2 separate regions of the Homo sapiens genome follow, and region 2 is linked to region 1. The links are chromatin contacts, found by Hi-C in ENCODE. All regions are on one chromosome and are shown on one strand. The core of a region is the stretch at or near the end of the contact, and the rest is flanking DNA. Distances in the headings are between cores, read along the strand shown. Region 1 holds the start of MARCHF7 (membrane associated ring-CH-type finger 7). Region 2 holds the start of GCA (grancalcin).

Region 1 (3,594 bases), core at 404-2,903:
GTCATTTCTCTTAGCATAATCTTGAGAAGATGTCTAAGAGACCTATGTAATATTAAGTCACAGAAAGAAACAATATTATTGGTGGTTTAGACATGGAATGTAATAGCTAACAATTACGGAATGCTTACTTGTTTCAGGAACTGACGTGTTATCTCATCTAAACAATGCTACAGAGCATGGGTACTGTTATTAACCCCGTTTTACAGGAAACCTAGGTTTAGCAAGGTTAAGGAATTGCTTGAGATAACAAAGGTAGTAAGAGGCAGGGGTGGAATTTGAAGCCATATAGTCTGGTTCTTCAGGGTGTATACATCCGTGTATCTATAACCACAATGCTGCAGGGGCACTCGAACAGGCTGGAAAAGAATTATTTTTCTTTAAAGGGCAAATTAATTTCCTCAAAAGTAATCTCTGTTCACTTTATCCCATACCAGATGCTTATTTTCATTTCATATCCTAAAAGTTAGATTGGCACTTACATGCCAACTTAAAATACCTTTAAGTCTTTAAAATTTATAGTATTTTAGAATTTATCATAGTGAAACATGTACAGTCTGTTAGTCCCCAAGACAATAAAATAAGGATGATAGTGACTGATACTCCATTCCCTTCCGATGTAATGACAAACACGTAGAAACACTGTGTTTCATTTATTGGAATTATTTGGATCCAAAGGATTGCTTTTAATACCTTAACAAAATAGGTCATTAAAAAAAATCAAGTGCCTTTCAGTATTCTTCCAAGTTTCAATAACTGATCTTTTCCATTAAAAAACTTTTGATTCATTATTCCAAATCAACATATCATCTAAATATTTACACATAGTTAGATGTAGCTTTTCCCTAACCTACTCCCTTTTATTTATTAGTACTCATTTACATCTTAGTTTGCCACATTTACAGTTCTTTGAAAGTTTCATCTAATATTCACCAGACCATTCACCTCACAATTTTCCTCCCTCTTTCTAAATAGGTGAATTTGTTTACTGCAAAATCGATGGCTACGCTATTAAAGGTTACTATCACGATTTTAAAAGACATGATCACCATCATTTACCAAGATTCTTACCACAAGGAAATGATCACAAGGTTGGACAAACAGGCTCCAACTCTTAAGGGAAAGGGCTTGCAGTTAGATCACACAGGGCGGGCAGGGAAGCAAGCGGGGAGGGGTAGGTCGGAAAAGGCAGTGCTTGATTCAATTCAACATTCACTGCGCCACTTACCAAGAGCCAGAAAAAGAAAAAAAAAAAAAAAAAAAGCCAACCAGCTGGGCGTTATTTCGAGCACGGGGCCCTGCAGGTGGGCCTGTGGGCGGGGACCCGGCGCCCGGGAGGGAAGGGGCTGGCTCAGAGACTATAGACGGGCGGGGACCGCCCCGGCCCGGGCCTCCAGCGCCCGGCGCCCGCACACTCGCCAGCCCAGCTGCCGGCACGCCGGCCAGCCAGCCGCTGCCGCTTACCAGTGGCGCCTCGCTGACTCCCCGGGGGCAGCTCTTCAACGGTTCCCGCAGTCAGAGCACCACCCCGCGGTGGGGTACCTCCAGCCCGCCCGCAGCTCTCGGTCCCCGCCGCGCCGCCACTCTCGCGAGAAGCCAGGAAGTCCGCGAAGTGGGGGGAGGAGGAGCAGGGAGGGGCACTTAACGGTGGTGGCTGGTTCTGCGCCGGATCCGGGAGAGGGGCGGGCGCCATTGTGCTTCGCTGCCGACTGCATTTCCTCAGTCACGGGCCTAGAACTCCAAGGAGAAAGGCGGCGGTGCGTGTTGCTGCGAGTGGGACGCGCACTGGTCGGTGCCGGCTCAGGAGCCGGGGTAATGAGCTGCGGAGCTAGTTCTTCTCCGTCTTGGGCGCTAGTTCGGGACCAGGCCGCGAGTGGGGGAGGGGAGGAAACGAAGAGGCCTGGGGACGCGGAGGCCGCTTCCTCTCAGGATGAGGTGGAGAAGCTTGGTCCGGGGCCACCGGGGCCAAGGGGCCACAGCGCAGGCCTCCCTTGCCAGGGGCCTTTGGTCGGGTGGTGGAGTTTGTGGCGGGTGCAGGGGACAGATTGTGTGTCTTCCTCAGGGACGTGTGGCGGGTGACGGGAAGAAGCCTGAGCCCTCCTTTGGCGCGGGGCGGCCTCCTCTTGGGCCGTGGGGCGGGGGGTCTTCGGAGCCCTGCGGGCCGCGGGTGTCGCGCGTGAGCTCGCCGGTGAGCGCGGGGCAAAGGCGGGCAGGGCTCCGGCTCGGCCAGCCCGGCCTCGAGTCGAAGTGACTTCGGTAGCCCCTTAGATTCGGCCAAGATTGTCTTATTGGTAACGTCAGTTTTTGAATATCGTGACGCCCTGAGAGTTATTTTTGTGTTGTGGTGAATTGTGGGTTCTGCAACTCGAAGTAGGTGATTGTATTAAAAATGGACCTGTTGGCCTAAGAAGTAAAAATATAGAAGGCGCCGGGAGTAGGAAACTCCCTCATTTTGGTGAAACTGCGTATTGAAGATGTGTGTCCACCCCCTCACCCCAAAATGCTGCACTTAATACTTTTTCTCAAGTACCAAAGTAAATATATTGGGAAAGTCTATCTGGGTAATAAATTCGTCACGACTAATGTTGTTTGTTACTATTAGTTAAATGTGTGAAAACTGAAATTTGGCGAGGTTTTCTCCCCCATTTTGTAGGATTGATTAGCTATTTTTCTGATTACATGTTATTTTAAATCTCCACCTTTCTGTCCAGAACCAAGATGTAGGATTAAAGATGAATTTTCGATTTAAAAATCCAATAGTATACAGTTATTAAGAAGGCACACATGTAGTGTAACTAGATCTTTTACTTGAGGTAGCAAAAAGTTTGTTTGAGAAATGAGGTCAGTATAATATTTTTATTTAACAGCTCTACAGCATTTTGGGAGACAGGACTGGTGCATGAGGCAGTAGCACCAGACTCAGAAGACCTGGGTTTGAGTCTTGATTTTTGCCATAGTTATTTAAGTTCACGAGATTGTCTCAGAAACATGGCAGTTAATTTCTAGAGAGGATTAAATTTGCTGAGGTGGTGTGTGAAGCAGTCACTAGGGGACATAATACTAGTCTTGGTTTTTTTCCAAGTTTAGTGCTGGGTCAGGTGTCTTGAATTAAGAATTCCTACTTATTCAAGTACAAATGATTTCTTTTTTCTGCCACCTGGAAGAGGGCTATTTTCCCAGATAAAGCACGAGGATGCCCAGGTTATGTTCTACATGAAGGTGTCAGGTAACGAACTTGGACACAAAAGTCATCCATGACTCTCATGTAGCCAATTTTTAGTCCGCTCCATACCCACCTTACACAACTCTTTTATCTGCTCTATGTTCAAGAATCGTCTACATTTTGACATTTTATTGTAGGAAAATAATTTTATAATGCAAAATCTGTCAAATATCTTAAAACTTTTTTAGATAATTTGTAATTTGTTGTAGTCAAATTACAAATTATGGAGAGCTTCACATTACAAGAATGAGCTTGACATGGCATCTGCCCTCCACAACTCACTGTTTAGTCATCAGACTAATGTATAAACAACTATTATTATCTTAATATGACTGTACAGTGGTTCTGTGGGAGCATAGGGGAGGGGTGCTTAA
Region 2 (3,594 bases), core at 353-2,852, 2.6 Mb after region 1:
AAGAACTCCAAGCTTAGGAAAGTCCTAAGAAGGCTGCTAGCAAACGTACCCAAACTTTGCCCTGGCAGGAAATACTATCTTTGCAATTAAATGTGCAGAAAGGCAAGAAACCCATGGGGCCTTAACTCCCAACTGCACAAATGCAGCTGCATCAATAAGGCTATTTTGATGAAAACAAGATGCACAAAAATTTTGACCACAGAATCAGACTAACATTGTAAATGTAAACACTCAATCCTTCCTAAGCAGTTCTTTGAATATGTAGTTAATCCGTTGGAATAAAATTTTGCAATGGTTTGTTCTTTCTAGCGCTTTATCATTTGATACCTTCATAAGCCATGCATTTTTCCCTTTTGCCACGTAGGTTTTACCCTTCCCCTCTATTTATTTATGCCAATAATTTAACCTTAGTGGCTTAAGTATTTCTTACAGCATTGAAGGAACTTACAGACACTTTCCCAAGAGTAGCTAGGACATCGGCAATCTTCCTTTCTCTCTGCTGTTTCCTCTGAGAATTGTTTCACAAGGTCCAACATCCTCTTCTGTAGCATAGCTGAACAACAGATACTCAGCTCTGCAAGGCTGATTTCCTTTGTGAATAGTTAACATTTTTTTGATAGCCTTATTTTTAAGAAACATGTTAGCCCTTCTCTTGTTCTTCAGAGATAACTCAAAATAATATCATTTGGTTTTTTCATTTGTTCATAAGCCAAAGCTACAGCTGCCTTGTCCTTTTAAAGTCAGAGCTACAAAATTCATTTGAGTTCCAGAGATAAATCAGACTTGTCCATTGCTATTACTTAATAAGCCAAAGTAATTGAACATTTAACAAGAGTTTGCCCAAAGGCTGAGTCAGATTATATACAGGACACCGTCTATATTATCAGTGTATAAACAGCAAATAAGTTTTTAGTGTATGTTCACGTCCTGTGCAATATTTGGGACATACTTACACTAAAAAAGTTTATTTGGAAATCAACTTTAACTAGATATCCTGTTTATTTGCCAACATGCCACAATTCAGGTCACCATTTATCTACCAAACAGAATCAATAACCTGTTCGTCCAATGTGGCCTCAAGTGGGTTTTGGCGCAGAAGCACTCCTCCTGGACCACAGGTGTGGTCCTGGTTGCAAAGTTTTGATGTGACATCAACACTACACAAAAGTAAATGTAACTGCAAAATTTTGAAATTCACAGATGGGTCTTTGAAGTCCAGCTCAAAAGCGTGGAGGGCTGGTTAAAATAAGTCACAGACTTGCCGGTTTGGGGTTTCTAGAAAGAAAAGTAACTTGAGGAGTTGAAGGCTTGTAGAAGACCTTTCCACAGAGAGTGGGAATTCCGTTGCAGCAGCCAAGGCTTCTTCGGGATTTAGAAGGAGAGCGCGCGAGAACCTGAGGGAGCCAGTAAGAGTCGAGCAGGGACTGGAGGGCTCCCGATGGGGTGTAGCCAATCAGGGCAGAGATGGGTGGGGCTAGGCTGCGGGAAGGGGCGGACTGCAGCTGAGTTGGCTCCAAAGTGTGGGACTCAGCCAATCGGAACCGTGCAGGGCGGGGCTGGCCTGCGGAAGGGGGCGGGTTCGGAGGAGTGAACTGTGCGGTTAGTGCGCCTTTCAGCCTCACCTGCAGCTGCGCCTCCTTGCACCTGCGCCTGTGCTTTTTCTCCCAGCACTGCGGACGCGACTCGAGGGTGACGCTCGCTCCGCTCGTCCCGCTCGTCATGGCCTACCCGGGATACGGAGGAGGGGTGAGTCCCAGCCGCTTGGTCGTGTCCCTCTTCCTCGCGGGGTGTGGCGCCCCCGGGGGCGGTGCCAACGTGCGGGTCCGCCCTTGGCTCCTGCTCCCTGCGTCCGCGCCTGGTACTCGGCGGCGCCGGATTCCGGGGCTGTTGGGGGCCAGGGCCTGGGCGAGCATTGATCCTGGGCTGACTTGGAGCCGCAGGTTTTCTGGTCGTTGAGGACCCTCGAGGAGCGTCCTGGTGGAGCCGAGGGAGTAATGTGTGTTTGGAAATTTATTTCCTGGAATGGAGGAACAAGCCACCCTCTTCTTGTTCCAGTAATCGTTTGTGGTACTTCCCTCCCCCGCCCCCCACTCAGTGTTGCTAGAGATCCTCTTTTTGAATTTCCTGACCACTTCTTGTTCTTTAAGTTCCTTATGAATAAATTAAGGTGTACGGTAAATAACTCCTAATCTTTACTGTTATACGAAGGGCAATCTGTTCTAGACTCCCCCGCTCGCCCCCAGGCGGGGGGAAGTTACTCTTTGTTATAACTTTTATCCTGCATCACCTTTGGGAGTTGCAAGTTATAATCGTAGAGTCCTGGTGGCTAGCCCCTTCTTTTCAGAAAGGAGCCCAAACCTTTAGTATCGATGTCAGTGATCTACACGCTGTGTTAACAGAGTTAACAGTAGTTTGATCCATTGCGGTGTGGGTAGAATATAATATATTTTCTATTTGTTTTTTACCTAAAAAGAGAAATTGTGTTTTACTGATTTTAATATAGGACTTGACTTTGGGCTATGGTTGTGGTCTTCAAAAGAGTTACTCCTACCCCTTGGAGTTCATGGTGGTGGTGGTGGTGGTGGTGGTGGTGGTGGTGGTGGTGGTTGTGGTTGTGGTTGTTGTTGTTGTTTTAGGATATGAATTTCCAGGTCCTCAACTTCCACACATACTTGTTCCTAAAATTGATTTGCTTTCCTTAAGACTTGCCTCAATCCCCTCTGGCACCGTCCACTTTGTAATGCCTATGCCTCCTCAGTCCTTAAATTTAGGAAGGAAGTTTAAGGTACCTAAGGAAAGTAAAGCCCCTTCGAAGATTAATCAAGATAGCATAAACCTGTGGGTCTTTAAAAACGTCCCTAGCGTATACGTATTTTCATTTGGTTGAAGCTATCTGTTAGAAGTTTGTATATTTACTCCTCTTGGTATGCTCTGAATTCATATATGTATGGTAGAGTGAGGTGGCAAGAGTAATACATTTTCATTCAAATAATTTGGTGCTTCCTTACCCACTTTTGTCAGAGTGCTTGAATTTGATGGAGAGTTCCACGACACAATAAAGAGAACGTCTGTATGTGTTTTGAATATTTAAATCCCCTTTTCCATGAATTTAAAATAAACAACTCTTTTCAGCTGTTGTCATGCTCATTATTAATCGCCGGAAAGAGAAGTACCCTCAATAGCTGAAGCAATATATAGATTAGAGGCACTGATTTTAAAAAATGTAATTGAAATATTTTAAGATACATTGGATAAAATTTTGGGATAAAACTTACATGATTTCTTTAGTAGGAGAATATTAATAAGATAGTTGAGACGTTTATAAATCCTGTTAAAGGAAACCCATGCCTTATTAATGTTTCTTATATTCTTTTAACAAAATATAAAATGTCAGCTGCTAGACCTAATTGTTTTGATAGTATACTTTTATCTAATTAAGTGCATGATTTATCTCTGTAGGAGATGCATTTCCAATAGATTTTTACTTTCTTCTTTTAAGAATTGTTTATAAAAATTGTATTATTTTCTTTTTTTTACTAATTGTATACGAATAAAAATTATAACTCAATGTAAAGGACTTTTTTCTTTGTTTCT

The links. Hi-C counts contacts between places; a loop is a spot of excess contacts on that map. Pooled maps may share reads with other maps.
Region 2: a map of B cell shows a loop between it and region 1 (18-fold over the local background). The contact joins the promoter of GCA here to the promoter of MARCHF7 in region 1. A Hi-C loop is called at or near these places in 2 of 168 maps with a recorded cell type or tissue (B cell and CD4-positive, alpha-beta memory T cell) and 6 of 50 pooled maps.

Annotation. Positions count from the first base shown.
Region 1 is chr2:159,710,853-159,714,446 of GRCh38, forward strand. MARCHF7 (membrane associated ring-CH-type finger 7) reads left to right here and starts at 1,654. Exons shown (of 12, transcript NM_001282805.2): 1 at 1,654-1,754. It also overlaps a transcript of BAZ2B not described here. RefSeq lists silencers at 1,103-1,612, 2,133-2,252 and enhancers at 1,229-1,895, 1,663-1,942.
Region 2 is chr2:162,342,530-162,346,123 of GRCh38, forward strand. It overlaps GCA (grancalcin), which reads left to right and starts at 1,603. Exons shown (of 8, transcript NM_012198.5): 1 at 1,603-1,746. The coding sequence starts at 1,720. RefSeq lists enhancers at 1,160-1,389, 1,242-1,411 and silencers at 1,440-1,589, 1,830-1,909.